Regions from separate parts of the Homo sapiens genome. Here regions 1 and 2 are each linked to region 3. A link is a contact called in ENCODE Hi-C or POLR2A ChIA-PET data. All regions are on one chromosome and are shown on one strand. The core of a region is the stretch at or near the end of the contact, and the rest is flanking DNA. Distances in the headings are between cores, read along the strand shown. Region 1 holds the start of EIF4EBP3 (eukaryotic translation initiation factor 4E binding protein 3). Region 2 holds the start of ARHGAP26 (Rho GTPase activating protein 26). Region 3 holds the start of HDAC3 (histone deacetylase 3).

What was found. A loop is a pair of places that touch in the nucleus more often than their neighbours do. ChIA-PET counts read pairs that join two places held with the same protein, here RNA polymerase II (POLR2A). Pooled maps may share reads with other maps.
Region 1: a map of naive thymus-derived CD4-positive, alpha-beta T cell shows a loop between it and region 3 (8-fold over the local background). The contact joins the promoter of EIF4EBP3 here to the promoter of HDAC3 in region 3. A Hi-C loop is called at or near these places in 1 of 168 maps with a recorded cell type or tissue (naive thymus-derived CD4-positive, alpha-beta T cell) and 6 of 50 pooled maps. POLR2A ChIA-PET finds 5 or more read pairs at or near these places in 3 of 52 experiments (GM10248, T-cell and activated CD8-positive, alpha-beta memory T cell).
Region 2: a loop to region 3 is called in a map of naive thymus-derived CD4-positive, alpha-beta T cell, with 6 times the contacts of the local background. The contact joins the promoter of ARHGAP26 here to the promoter of HDAC3 in region 3. A Hi-C loop is called at or near these places in 1 of 168 maps with a recorded cell type or tissue (naive thymus-derived CD4-positive, alpha-beta T cell) and 7 of 50 pooled maps. POLR2A ChIA-PET finds 5 or more read pairs at or near these places in 2 of 52 experiments (GM12878 and K562).

What each region holds. Positions count from the first base shown.
Region 1 is chr5:140,544,564-140,549,425 of GRCh38, reverse strand. EIF4EBP3 (eukaryotic translation initiation factor 4E binding protein 3) reads right to left here and starts at 1,764. Exons shown (of 3, transcript NM_003732.3): 1 at 1,586-1,764; 2 at 350-520; 3 at 1-192. The coding sequence starts at 1,688. The coding sequence ends at 164. ANKHD1-EIF4EBP3 (ANKHD1-EIF4EBP3 readthrough) reads right to left here. Exons shown (of 36, transcript NM_020690.6): 35 at 350-520; 36 at 1-192. The coding sequence ends at 189. RefSeq lists enhancers at 694-1,401, 1,552-1,641, 1,402-2,108, 2,109-2,817.
Region 2 is chr5:142,767,299-142,772,153 of GRCh38, reverse strand. It overlaps ARHGAP26 (Rho GTPase activating protein 26), which reads right to left and starts at 1,777. Exons shown (of 23, transcript NM_001135608.3): 1 at 1,239-1,777. The coding sequence starts at 1,392. RefSeq lists an enhancer at 303-1,138 and silencers at 1,434-1,553, 1,564-1,973.
Region 3 is chr5:141,635,117-141,639,845 of GRCh38, reverse strand. HDAC3 (histone deacetylase 3) reads left to right here and starts at 2,997. Exons shown (of 15, transcript NM_003883.4): 1 at 2,997-3,110; 2 at 3,216-3,298. The coding sequence starts at 3,056. It overlaps RELL2 (RELT like 2), which reads right to left and starts at 2,849. Exons shown (of 7, transcript NM_173828.5): 1 at 1,437-2,849; 2 at 986-1,051; 3 at 825-891; 4 at 197-382. The coding sequence starts at 1,620. It overlaps FCHSD1 (FCH and double SH3 domains 1), which reads left to right. Exons shown (of 20, transcript NM_033449.3): 20 at 1-544. RefSeq lists enhancers at 1,441-1,560, 2,261-2,310 and silencers at 2,821-3,110, 3,171-3,220, 3,230-3,524.

The DNA of each region.
Region 1 (4,862 bases), core at 515-3,014, 1.1 Mb after region 3:
TGGTCTAGCTGCCTCAGAACTAAAGGAGGCCTGGAACTAACAAGTCACTCCCTTCCAGATTAGATGAGGCCAGCTGGCCTTTGGATGCCCCAGGAAGAGGTGGTGGCAGCAGTGGCATGAGGGATCCCTCTGTAACTCCACATGCCAGGTCATCTGCACTGGATTAGATGTCCATTTCAAATTGTGCGTCATCTGGAGAGAGAAAAGGCAGGAAGACAGGTTGCTGGTCTGAGGATCTGCAGGCTCAGCATCAGTGCAGAAACCCCTCTTGGAACTGAACCCCCGCACTGTGTCACAGTGGCATTTGAACTCAAAGGCTGGGACAATTCTTAATTCCTGCTTTCCTTACCGGGTATCTCTTCCTCTGTCTCCTGCTCCTTCAGCTCCTCCAGCTTGGAGAGAGGGGCTGTTGGAGGAGTTGTGACCCCGGGAATCTGAGGGAGGCAGCAGGGGGGTGTCCGGGCAATGGGTGAGTTCTTGCACTCCAGCAGGAACTTTCGGTCGTAGATGATCCTGGTGCCTGTCAAGGGGTTGGGACTGAGGTAAGAGTCAGGAGCTTGGGTACCGAGGTGACTGGGGTCCCAGACTCAGGCCTTTTGGGGCCTGGAGGTGAGGGTGGTGTCAAATTTCCCTGTGTATCAAAGGACATCGGCTCTGAAGCCCAGCTAGGTTCTCAGCAGACAAGCCTTCATAGTGCTTAAAATCTTCCAGACCTAACCAAGATGTGGGTATAAAGCAAGGGGGGCATCCCAGCTGGTATAGGCAGGGGCTTTATGTTTGGGAGAGCTTCAGATCTTGGCTCTAAGAGGAACACCAAACTTTGAGTTCAGGTACTTCATGCTGCTCCTCTACCACTCTGAAACCTCTGCTTTGGTCTCACCAGTGAAGGTGAGACCTAGACTAACAGCCTCAGGTGGTTCAAGAAGTGAAATAGCAGTTGTGAAGGGTTCCACCCAGTGCTGTTACCTGGGCTATCTCCTGCAGGGAGGAGAAACGTACTGTTCTAATCCTGACCCCTCCCAGGTCCTATAAGGTTCACACTAGCTCAGAGGAACTTGGCCCGCATAATGTCCTCAAAGGGTCCTGCCCTGTTCCTCCCCTCCGCTTCCGCGTGGCAGGAATCCCTGGGTCGGGAGCCCAGCAGCTCGTGATCCCAGGCTGCTCGCCCAACCAAACAGACGCCAGCCAGCAGCACAAAAACGGAGCAACTGCCCCAACTGTTCTAACTACTCCACTTCTCAAGACCCGGTGCTTCCGGCTGAGGTCACGCTCAGTAGGGGGCCCTGGCCCCTATTCCTAGGAAGCAAAGTCGCGAGGGGTAAGGAGCGTGTGTAAGGCTCCAAGAACCCAGGCCACAGTGAAGGATTACAGCCCAAACACCCGGAAGCTAGGCTCATGGCCTTGTTGCATCACTTAGAAGTTTTTGGGAACTGAGCTTCCGCTCCAAACATTCTCCCCCAAAGCTACAACCTGTAGAGGGGCCTGCGGACAAGTCTTAGGTCTGTCCCTCCCCTACCCCCGCCCCGCAACAACACGCACGCGCTAATATGTCCGCAGCCTGCGGACCCCTGCCCGGCCCGCTGACCTCCGGGGGTAGTGGCGTATAGCGTGCCCCCCGGCGTGGTGCTGTAGCAGTCGGGCAGCTGGTCCCGGCCCCCGGGAATCGGGCAGCTAGTGGACGTTGACATAGCGAGCGGGAGGAGCAGCAAAGTAACCGCCTGGCGTTGAGGTCGAGGAGCGCAGCTCTGAGTCTGAGGCGGACTCAGCCGACCACGTGCAGCTGCTGGCAACAACACTAGAACAACGTCACGCCCAGGGCGGGCCACCGGCCGTCACTCAACCCGACGGTCCCGCCCTATCTGCTAGGAAGCCAGCCCGGTTCAGAGAAAGCTGGAAATGCGTCCAAAGTCCCAGGCCCCACACCAGCTTCCAGTTCCTGCTGGCCCAGCGCTGGCCAACCTGCCTGAGTGCTGCAGCAGCTCAGCTATTTACTGTTTATAGCCGGGAGCTGGGGGCAGGTGAAGTAGGGCAAGCGTTTTTATCCTGTATTAGTTCACCCATTCCTTGCCAACTTTTGGATAGTAAAGCACTATGATTAGCCAAAGTCACACATCTTGCAGGAAGGGAAGCTGGGATTCAAATCTGACTGCATCTGATTCCAGGACTGTGCCCTTAAGCCCAGCTGTGTACTGCCTCCCATAAACAGTAACAGTACAAGGCCGGGTGCGGTGGCTCACGGCCTGTAATCCCAGCACTTTGGGAGGCTAAGGCGGGTGGATAGCTTGAGCCCAGGAGTCTGAGACCAGCCTGGGCAACATGGTGAAACCTAGACTCTACTAAAAATACAAAAATTAGCCGGGTGCGGCAGCATGCGCCTGTAGACCCAGCTACTCGGGAAGCTGAGGTGGAAGGATAGGTTGAACCCAGGAGGCGGAGGTTGCAGTGAGCGGAGATTGCACCACTGCACTCCAGCCTGGGTGACACATGCCTTGATGGCCTGGAGCACAGCAGGAAGGGGAAGGTCAGTGAGGGCTGGTCATCTTTCTGAAGAAGTGGTACCTGGACTAATAAAAGGATGAGTCAAGTTTGGGGGCTACAGCTGAGGCATCACCAGTCAGAAGGCCTGCCCTTTGATCTCTTTGCCAGTTAACTAAGGAGGGGCAGGGGGCTAGTGAGGAGGGCTTGGTCTTTAGAAGGAAAGAAAGGTCAGAGAGTTTGGCCTTGGAGTTTTTTTTTTGTTTTTTTTTTTTATGTAGACACAGTGATATGACAGGCTGGAGCAAGGTGGTGGGATTGGTGAAGATGTATATATGCTGGAAATCTTGAATTCATCAGGCTGTCCTGTTTGGCTTCCTCAAAATCAATACTGCCTCCACTGTCCCTTCCCCTCACCAAAAATTAAGTATAGACCACCTGACTGCATCCATTTATCAATATTAACTCAGCTCTGGCTTCATCAGATTTCTCCTTAGGTCTGATTTCTTCACTCATTTAAAAAAAGATTGCTTCTCAAACTATTTATTTTCTGAGATAGGGTTTTGCTCTGCTGCCTAGGCTGGAATGCAGTGGTGTAATCTCAGCTCAATGCAAACTCTGCCTCCTGGGTTCAGGCCATCCTCCCACCTCAGCCTCCTGAGTAGCTGGGACCACAGGTGCCCACCACCACACCGGGCTAATTTTTGGATTTTTTATAGAGACAAGGTTTCACCATGTTGCCCAGGCTGGTCTCGAATTCCTGAGCTCAAGTAACCTATCTGCCTCGGCCTCCCAAAGTGCTGGTGTGAGCCACCACACCTGGCCAGCTTCTCAAACTTTAATGTGCATATAAATCATCTGGAGATATTGTTAAAATGATAATTCTGATACAGTATTGGTCTGGGTGAGATTTTGGATTTTTTTTTTTTTTTGACACAGGGTCTCACTGTCACCCAAGCTGGAGTGTAGTGGTACAATCATGGCTCACTGCAGCCTCAACCTCCTGGGCTCAGGTGACCCTCCCACTTCAGTGTCCTCAATAGCTGGGACCACAGGTGCATGCCACTGTACCTGGCTAATTTTTAAATTTTTTGTAAAGGCGGGGTCTCACTATGTTGCCCAGGCTGGTCTCAAACTTGTGGGCCCAAGCGATCCTCCCAAACAGGCATCCTCCGAAACAAGAATTACAGGCATGAGCCACCGTGCCCAGCCAGTTGTGGATTTTTTTTTTTTTTTTTTGAGATGGAGTTTCGCTCTTGCCGCCCAAATGGCATGATCTTGGCTCACCGCAACCTCCGATTCCCGGGTTTAAGCGATTCTCCTGCCTCAGCCTCCTGAGTAGTTGGGATTACAGGCATGTACCACCACACCCAGCTAATTTTGTAATTTTAGTAGAAACAGAGTTTCTCCATGTTGGTCAGGCTGGTCTTGAACTCCCGACCTCAGGTGATCAGCCTGCCTCGGCCTCCCAAAGTGCTACGATTACAGGCATAAGCCACCACACCTGGCTGGTTTTTTTTTTTTTTTAAGATGGAGTCTTGCTCTGTCACCCAGGCTAGAGTTCAGTGGCATGATCTCAGCTCACTGCAACCTCTGCCTCCTGGGTTCAAGCGATTCTCCTGCCTCAGCCTCCTGAGTAGCTGGAATTACAGGAACCCACCACCGCACCGGGCTAATTTTTTGTATTTTTAGCAGACATCAGGTTTCACTATCTTGGCCAAGCTGGTCTCGAACTCCTGATCTCCAGTGATCTGCCTGGCTTGGCCTCCCAAAGTGCTGGAGTTACAGGCATGAGCCACCGGGCCTGACTGCAACTGTGAGTTTTTAATACAGTAATGCAAACGCTTCAGGGCCTCAGAAACACACTTCAGGTATCAAGGGTATGTATATTTTATTGTCCCGAAAAGGATTTTGAGTATCTTACAAAATGGTGCATGCCAAAATGAAGTGTCTTAGCAGTGCTGGAGGGTAAAGCTTGGGAACAGATTGTAGTGAATCATTTATGATAACTAACCTTTTATGCAACGTGAGGAAGTGTCTGACAGGGGGAATGGGAGAATAGGGTGGAGGATGGTGAGATTTGAGGGTAGAGTCCAGTCTAGTGAAACCAGGTGGGCAAACGGGCGATGGCTGTGAGGATGGAGAGAAGTGGATGAGATTCAGATACACAGAGGAAGAATAAAGTGACTGATTAAGAGTGGGGTGAGGGAAAGTGTAAACTAGGATAATTTTCAGTCTTTTGGCTTGAGAGTCTTGGTGGCTAGTAGCACCAACTAATATGATAGGGAAAACAAGAAGAGCAGCATATCTTATATGAGGGAATGAATAATATGTGTTCAGATGGAGCACAGGAGGAAGCTAGATATAGTGAAGCCATGGGGAGAACT
Region 2 (4,855 bases), core at 528-3,027, 1.1 Mb before region 3:
AGGCACCTGACTTTTGTAAGTGCCCTTTAAAGAGGCCTGGGAACAATTCCCACAGCTACGACTCTACTCTGCTAAGGCAAGATTTCTTAGCTGAAAGGTATCACCTACTAAGAAATCCATCACAGAAACAGATACAGTAACAGAGTCAGAGACAATTCCACTATCTGCCTTCATGTGGTTCCTGATTCTTAAAACTAAAAGATGGACTGAGCTATTTTTAAATGGGGAGACTGAAAAGGCACCAAAAACGTTCTCACAATCCAAAGCACTCATCCCTAGAGCACGCTTATTTGGCCAGAAAAAGAAACTCTCTGGCTCTGCAAAAGTGAAGCAGAATGCAAAATTGCATCTCTCCCCTTGTACCAAAAGGAAAAAACGCAAAAATGGTTTTACAAAAGGTCCAAGAATCTTTGAAATACGTTTGAACTTCTTTCTGAGAATTATGGATATTCCTTCTCAGACCTTTACAAGGATAACGGAAGAGGTAAAAAGGAGAGCTTGGGAGCAGGAGAGGGAGAGAGTTGGGATATGTACATTCTATTTTTAAACCCTCGCCCACAGTTTAGAGTAAAGGAACACTCTGATTCTCTACTCCCACCCCTATCACCTTCTGCTAAACACAAGAATCAGAACCTGCGCACGTACTGATTCCAGATTTAGAGATTACTGGCTGCCAATACTCCAAGGAATCGCAAGCTAACCAAGCATTCCACCCAGGGAACCCGGCGGCCTGACTAGGCTGGAGCTGCGTACAGGGAGCGAAGCAGTCACAACCCACCTTTTCCCAAGGGGAGGCAGCGCCCCCTCGGCAGGGCACGCTCCATTCTCACGGTTGGGCACTCAAGGCTGAGCAACTCTGCCCCTAAGGGAGCTGGAGCTGTGGACACGATGGGATCTGCCCGCTGGCTGCGGCGCGCTCGGCACTCTGGCCCCACTGCTGGGACACCTGCGTGCCGCGCACGCCCACGCCCACCCGCGCTGCCCCAGAGCACCACCCGCGCTGGGTCACCTCCCGACCATCCCTGAACGCAAAAGGCGGAGCGACGGGTCTCTCTCTTCATCTGATGGTTGCTGGTTCGCCCGCTTTACGTATCCTTCCTGCCTCGGAGGCGTCGACACCCGTCCCCCAGTGTACCGGGAGCAGAAACCCGGCAGACGCGCGGGCAACCCGGGCTAAGCGCCACCTCCCAGTTCCTCCCGCCCCGGAGCCGCGTCCCCGAGGGGCTCGGGACACTCACTCTTGAGCGCGCTTATGAGTGACTTCCCGTCCTTGATGAGCTCCTTGATGAATTTGTTGGTCTTGTCCAGCTCTGCTTCGTGCGACTTGAGCGTCTCTCGGAAGTGCGGACTATCGAGGCAGCAGTCGCTGAACTCGAGCGCTGGGAGCCCCATGGTGCGCGCGGCGCCCAGCCGGGGGGCGCGCCTCCGCCGGGGCCCGGGCCGCCCGCCGCCCAGAGCACTCACGCGGCGGGACCCCGGCCGGCTCCCCCGACGGCCGCCGGCTCCACAGGTGTGGCGCTGGCTCACTCCGCGCGCGGTGTCCGCCGGCGCGCAAGACTCCCGAACCGAGCTCGGACCCGGCCGAGGTGCTGCTGTTCCGGGCGCGGGCAACGGAGCGGATCGCGAGCAGGAAACGCAGCGCGGACCCGCAGCGGCGCCGGGAAGCGAGCGAGCGGGCGAGCGAGTGCAGACGCCGCCTCCCCGCCTCCTTCGCTAGCTAGCTCTCGGCAGCCTCGAGCGCCCTCTCACAGCAGCCTCGGCCGCCCCGCCGGTGTCTGGGCCGCTCGAACCTGCTAGCGATGACTTAATCCCCGCCGGGCCAATCAGCGCACCCTCCCCTGCCCGACCCTCAGGCCGCCCGAGGACGCCCGGCCCTTCCGCGGTCTTGATCCAATCAAAGGGGCCTGGAGGCAGGGTCTGCGGCTGGGGGCGTGGCCCTCGCCAACGCCTAGGTCCGCAGCGCAAACTCCGCCTCCTCTTGCCCTCCCAGCGTTGCAGACCCCGAAACCTAGGGGTGAGCGTTGCTGTGCACCCGCCCCCGCTACCTTGCCCGCCTGCTCCAGCCCGAATCCGAGCCACGCATGGCGAGTCTGCTGGTCCTGGGGGCCGAAGAGCCTCGATGTGCCAAGCATGAAAAACCTGGGGACTAGGGCTGCAGTTCACCACCGCCTGCCCTGCACTGCGGGGCAACCGATTTTACACTCAAAATACAGCCCCCTGCTCCGGGAGAATCCCGAGCGACCAAACGCTCCTCTTCCAGTCAGGCAGAAAAATGTTATTTGCATCTTAAAATTACCAGCTCTTGCCTGCAGTCTTCCCGCCCCCTACGGTCCGTCCCCCTCACGGCCACTCCTGCTCAGAACCCGCCCACGGTTCCCCTCAGCCGAAGGAGCTCACATCATTACTAGAATTTCAGCCGCCTGTTATTTTCCTGCTCTGCATCTAGCACAATTTTACATAATAAGATGACAGTCTACTGCCTGTCATCCTTCGCTACACGGTAAGCCCCACGAGGGCAAGTGCCCCTGCAATTTTCTTGTCCGCTGTTGCATCCTGGCACCTAGCACAGTGGCTGGCATTTAATAACAGATATTGAGCACTTACTATGTGCTGTGTGTGCTACGGTGATTGATAAATGTAGAATAAATGAATGGATCCTTTCCCAGAGCCATCTCCACCTCCCACGCCCAGTGCGTTGCCCTGTAGTCCCTCTGTTCGACCGCAGGACTCAATTCTGGCATCTCACTCGTTGCACTTGTCAGGCTGGGTCCCACAGGGTGTCTAGTGCTGAATTGTTAACTCCTGGAGGATAGGGACTGTCCTTGAATAAATTATCTCTATGTCTAGGAACCAGCAGCCCTCCTTCAGCTACGTGGGGGCTTCATGTTTGTTTGGGTTGGTTTGTTTTTTAAATAGGTCTGCTATGTGCAGGCACTAGCCTAGATGGTAAGAATACAAAGATGAATAACAGAATGAATTTAGCTGCTGGTGGTATTAGGTGAGATGGAAGCAAACAAGCGATAACCATGCCTTGTGATAGGATAGAAGGCCTGGGTGCTTGGGAACATGGATTTTTCACTCAGGAGGGGTCAGAGGTGTCCCATCTATATTAAGAAAGCAATTAATGTATTAAATTCATAAATGGAGCATGGTGGCTCACACCTGTAATCCATAACTTTTGGAGGCCAGGTGAGAGGATTGCTTGGGGTCAAGAGTTCAAGACCATCTTGGGCAACACAGCGAGACCCCCCCCATCTCTACAAAAAATTGTAAAATAAATAAGTAAATGTATAAATAAGTGAATGTGATCTCTTTGATAGGTGTATCTACAAATTTAGACTTGATAGCAGGTCCAGACAGCTATCTGATAGATAATTACAACCCAAAAACAATTGTTCTTCACTTGCCAAAGATGAGAAAGATCTAGAATGGAAACCCTATGAAAGTAAATCTGTTTAATGCTTTATCTTGAGCACCTAAAGGTAGGTGTTCTGGTTATCTATTAATACAGAATAAATGATACCAAAAGTTAATGGTTTAAGACAACAGCAATCATTTTATTTTCTCTCACAATCTCTGTGGGTTAGAAATTTAGGGAAGCCAAAGGCTTGAGGTCTCTCATGTGATTGCAGTTGGATGGTGACAGGAGCTGGAGGAGTGGATGGTTAGCTGGGCATCCCACTTTTCAGGTAGACTCAGGGCTTCTCCATATGGCCTTTCTCTGTGGCCCAGTTTAGGCTTCCTCCCAGTATGGCAGCCTTAAGGCTCCAGTGTGAACATATACAGCTCACAAGGAGAAAGGTGCATCACCTTTTATGACCTAGCCTTGTGAGGTGAGAGGCCTGCAGGACTTGTTTTCCAATCACAACCCCACTGATCAAACCAGGATTCATTCCAAACGGGATTCAGTGAAGCAGCCAGCAGAAACCAGCAGGCAAGGAAAAAAGACACTTTTAGTTGCCCTCACTGCTCATTAGCATAGAGACACTCCCACCATTGCCATGACAGTTTACAAATGCCATTGCAACAGGCCATGGCAATGGCCTGGAAGTTACCTTATATGGTTCTGGAAACTCCCTGCCTCCTTTCCAGAAAGTTCTAAATAACCCACCTCTTAATTAGCATATAATTAAAGGTAGGTATAGGTACAGCTGCCAACAGCCCTGTACACTGCCCATCCTGAGCACACTCCCTATGGGATAGCCCTGTTCCACAAGGAGCAGCACTGATTCAATGAAAGTTGCTTTCTCTTACCACTGGCTTGCCCTTGAATTCTTTTCTGGGCAAAGCCAAGAAGCCTCCTGGGCTAAGCTGCAATTTTGGGCCTTGCCTGCCCTGAATCACTTGGAAGCCACATACTTCTACCACCTTCATTGGCTACAAGCAACTCATAAGCCCACCCAGCTTCAAAGGAAGGAGATTAGACTGTACCTCTTGATGGGGGAATGACAAGAATGGGAGATATTATAGTAGCTATTTCTGAAAAACATAATCTGCCACAGTGGGCCCAGCATAAATGGTAACATTCAATACATGCTAAATGAATGAAATAAAATGTGATCCACAATTATTTGTTTTATCCCATTGAGGAATAGTAGGCAAATGTGTGTAAAATAATATATATGTATTAATAATAACAACAATAATATATCAGCTATCATTTGTTAAGCTCTCAGTTTATGCCAGGCACTATGGTAAATTATTTACATGCATTTATAGCTGGCATAGTGGCACACGCCTTTAATCCCAGCTACTCAGGAAGCTGAGACACAAGAATTGCTTGAGCCCAGGAGGCAGAGTTTGCAGTGAGCTGAGGTCGTGCCACTGCACTCCAGCCTGGGTGACGGAGAGAGAC
Region 3 (4,729 bases), core at 1,748-4,247:
ATCCTGAGTTTGGTGGCTACTTCCCTCTGGCCTAAGGTAGGGGAGGCCTTCTCAGATTGTGGGGCACATTGTGTAGCCTGACTTCTGCCGGAGCTCCCAGTCCAGGAGGAAAGAGCCAAGGCCCACTTTTGGGATCAGGTGCCTGATCACTGGGCCCCCTACCTCAGCCCCCCTTTCCCTGGAGCACCTGCCCCACCTGCCCACAGAGAACACAGTGGTCTCCCCTGTCCGGGGGCGGCTTTTTCCTTCCTTGGAGCGTCCCTGACGGACAAGTGGAGGCCTCTTGCTGCGGCTGCAATGGAGGCAAGGGGCTGCAGAGCCCAGGTGCACTGTGTGATGATGGGAGGGGGCTCCGTCCTGCAGGCTGGAGGTGGCATCCACACTGGACAGCAGGGAGGAGGGGAGTGAGGGTAACATTTCCATTTCCCTTCATGTTTTGTTTCTTACGTTCTTTCAGCATGCTCCTTAAAACCCCAGAAGCCCCAATTTCCCCAAGCCCCATTTTTTCTTGTCTTTATCTAATAAACTCAATATTAAGATGTTAGTGACCATATGTTCTTCCTCCCAGGGCTGTTTGCTAAAAAGAACACTGCTTAACCCAAAGGAGTGGCACTAGAGGTGAATGTTAGGCTTGATGATATCTAGATGAGAGAGATGGTTTGAAGGAATCGCGATTTCTACAAAACAACTTTCTTCCTATAAGTTAGCCAGCTTTGCCCTTCCCCCAACCCCATACATGCAAGGAGGCTGGGAGAGGATTGTGCTGGAGGAGAGGATACTCTCCAAGGCAAGCTAAGTCATGCTGGCCCTTGTTTCCAGCTCACCTGGACAGCTGCACTGTCCCTTCTCCTTCACTGTCCCCCAGCATCTCCTTCAAGGCCTCAGCATTGGCTGAGGGAAGAAGGAAAAGAGGGAGTCAGTGGAGGTGGAGGTCAGGGCAAGAGAAGGTTGGAGAAGAGGGAGCAAGGGGCTATGCTAGACCCACCTTCATTCTGGATGATGCAGCGAACAATCCTCTCTACTGTGTCCTCATTCATGTCATCGTCCTCAGCTGAAGGATGAAAGAGATTGGCAAGGAAGCAGGAATGAGTCAGCTTTGGGGGAATATTACCTGGTGGCTCCCATCATTTATTGCTTAGGACATACCCTTTTACCTACTTGCTATCATGCTGGACCTCAGCATTTCAGGGACCAGAAAAGATGGGGACACCAATGCAAGCCCAAGACTACCATCCAGAGGACCGTTCCTGCCCATGCTGCTTTCTCTAGTTTTGCTTTCAGAGTGGTGTCACCCCACTTGCTAACTCAAGAGTGCATCACTAGGCTTCCTGAGCAGGTTTGATCAGGATTTGGCCTGGGTCTGTTGGTCAGGGAGGCAGAGGTGTGGGGAGAAGGGTGAAAGGTGACTGAGCCAGGGTTCCAGGCTCCTCACTCACGGGGCTGAAGCTGGGCATCGTCAGGCTCAGAGCCCCTCGACGTGCGGCAGCGGTAGCCCTTCTTCTTGAGCACGTGGCAGATCATGAAGCCTACCAGGCCCATGAGGAAGAAGACCAGCACAAGCAGGAAGAGCATATATAGCCCATGTTGGGGCGGTTCCAGGTCAGGCTGTGGTTCCGACATGAGGCCCTGGGGGGCGAGCGCGGGCCAGGGCGCCTCCTGGGTTTAGGGGGCTGCAGCTGGGAATGGGGGAGGGGTAGGAATGCCGTCCTCAGGATCTGAAACAAGCACGTCTAAGACGTCCGGCTGAGGTCCGGCCCCACCCCCTACCCAACCAGGGAGCTGTCCGGGCCAGGAGTGCTGTTTCGCCTTTCGGCAAGAGGTCAGCGGCAACGCAAGCTCTCTACCACGACCCTGGTCCCGCTTCCCCGACGCCCCGAGCGTTCCCCTTTCCAGCTTGTTCGCGCTTCTGTCCCTCCCAAGGACACTGCAGCACGAGATGGGACGGCATTCTTAGGCGGCGGGAGCAGAAATCCTGCCTGAGTCAGCGCCCGCACCTCCTCCACGCCGGCCTGAGCCAGGCCTCTGCAGCCCCTTCCTCTCAGTACTCCCGCACCCCTCTCCCTTTTTGGTTTCTCCCACCCTGACCACCTGGCCGACCCGGTACCGGTGATTTGGTTCTGGTTCCGGCTTCTGCTGGGGTTCCGGCTCCAGGGGCGTCCTAGTGCGGCTCAGGGCCCCCGACGCCCTTCCGGCGCTCATCCCTTGATTCCTCCCCTCCCCCTTCGCCGCCTCACCGGCCCCGGGCTGTGGCTGCGGATACCCGCGCCGTGGCAGGCGGGGGGAGGGAAGAACAGAGAAGGATGCGGGCTGGCTGAGAGCGGTGGCAGGCTCCGGGCAACTCCGGCCCTGGGTCAGGGAGATCGCCTCCGCAGCCGCCCTGGCTTCCCAAATGCCTTCACCCGTCGCGGGCCCAGGACCAGGGGGCGGAGCGCAGGTGTGCGGGGCGGAGAGCGTGAGCTCTGCGCGCGCGTGACTGCGCCGGGCCCCCCCGGGGCAATGTGCGGCGCCGAGTCTGGGTCCGGGTAGGGGACAGGCGGTCCGGCGTGGGTGTTGTCCACTGGTCTATCCGGTACGCCTGGCGCAGCTCCTGCCCTCAGATGCCCCGACCGAGCGGAGAGTCAGGAATCTTCTCCGAGGGCTGGGGGAAGCCGGCTTTCCGCACCTTTGAGGGACGGAGTGGCGGGATCTTCGGAGCTTCCTAGAGAAGTGACCACGGCCTGCGCCCGGTTTGGGGCAAGCGGCTGGATGGGATGGCTCGGCTTCCCGAGGATCTGACCCCCGGCCGGAGACAAATGGCCCTCGCATCCTAGGAGCTATGCTGCCAGTTCCCTGCCCAACCCGGGACGCTCAAAGCCCCAGATACCGGGAGAGCTGAGCCGGGCGAGGGGCGGAGCTCCCCTGGGGGCGTGGCCTGGGTGTGGATGGAGGCGGGGCCGCAACGCCCAGTTCCGCAGAGGCCGGCTACGTGCTTGCGCAGCACGCACGGCCGGGGAGGGGCTGGCGGCGGCCGCGGGCGGCGGGCGGCGGAGGTGCGGGGCCTGCTCCCGCCGGCACCATGGCCAAGACCGTGGCCTATTTCTACGACCCCGACGTGGGCAACTTCCACTACGGTGAGGAAACAGGGATATGCATGAGGGGTTGGGACACGGAGGTTTTGAGGCGGGGTTGCAACTCCAGGGGTGAGAGCTGACGAACTCTCTTCTCCCCACCCCCAGGAGCTGGACACCCTATGAAGCCCCATCGCCTGGCATTGACCCATAGCCTGGTCCTGCATTACGGTCTCTATAAGAAGATGATCGTGAGTTCCGCCGCCTCGGCCGGGGGTTGGGGGGTGGGGCGAGCTGTGGCCGTAGGGATAGGTGGGCTGGACTGAGTGCATGAAGTGCGACCCGCCCCTAGAGTATCGGGGAGCTGGATAGAAGTCACCAGGAGTACCTTGAAAGTGCAGGGTGTTGGGGGTGGCGTCCTCTGCTTAATGGAAAGTACTTTCTCACCTCAGGTCGGCCACCCTCTGACTGTAGGCACACTAGCCCTTGGCCTAGGGTTAGCGTGATGTGGGGCTGGTTTGAAGACAGAAGGTGTGTTCCTCCTCTGCATTTTAGAGTGTGGATAGGGCCTTGGCCTCAGGAATTAGGGTTAGGGGAGCGGATATCACTGTATCAGGGTGTGAGGTTTACCCTCAGTTCCCACTCCTCTTTTACCACCTTTCTTTACCTCCAAGGAGCTAGGGCTCCAGGGTGGAACGATGCTGCCGTCTTTGTAAATGTGTATGTGCGTGTGGAACAGAGGCGATATTTTAGATATTCCTTTTTCAGCCTGGAATACCTCTACATGGTTCTGCTTAATCGCTATCCAGTTTTTCATCTACCAGACATACACATGCTGTCTTCCCAGCTTGGAATTTATGGCTGTGATATGGGATAGTAACAGTTAAGCCACGCCAGGCGTGGTGGCCCATGCCTGTAATCCCAGCACTTTGGGAGGTTGAAATGGGGGGGATCGCTTGAGGCCAGGAGTTGGAGACCAGCTTGGGCCACAGTGGGACCCACATCTACAAAAAATAAAAATAAAAAAAGTAGCCATGTGCGGTGGGTGTGCCTGTAGTCCCAACTACTTGGGAGGCCGAGGCGAGAGGATGGCTTGGGCCCAGGAGTTTAAAGTTACAGTGATCTATGATCAGCAGCCTGAGTTGACAGGGAGGACCTTGTCTCAAAAGAAAAAATAAGACAAAACAGCTAAACCCAGGCTTTATGTGTTGCTAGGGAAACTAGTGAACAATATGAATGAATGTTCATTGCTTGTGCCAAGGCACAGACAAATGGACTGGTCATAGAAAAGACTGAGGTGATGTTAGTGCAGGAATCTATATCCCTTGAGATTGTTTGCCTGTATGTACCTGTGTGCATTTTCTGGGAGAAGAAAAGCTCTTTCTTGTGCAGTTTTCAAAGAGGTGTGACACATCCCCCTGACCTTCCAAAGATAATAAATCTTTGATTTTAATTAGAAAGTTGACATATATCCCATATATTTGACTCCAGAAAGAAGAATCCAGAGGAAAGAGGACAGAATCAGAGCTTGGGGGAGGAGATGAGCATGGAGAGAACTGGGAATAGGAGATTCCAAGGAACAGGGCAGGTGGATCAGGGCTCAAAGTTGAGAAGGTACGATAGGCTGAGCTGGAGGTGGAAAGGAAAAGAAGTGGTCTTCAGGGGGCTCATTTGTAATAACT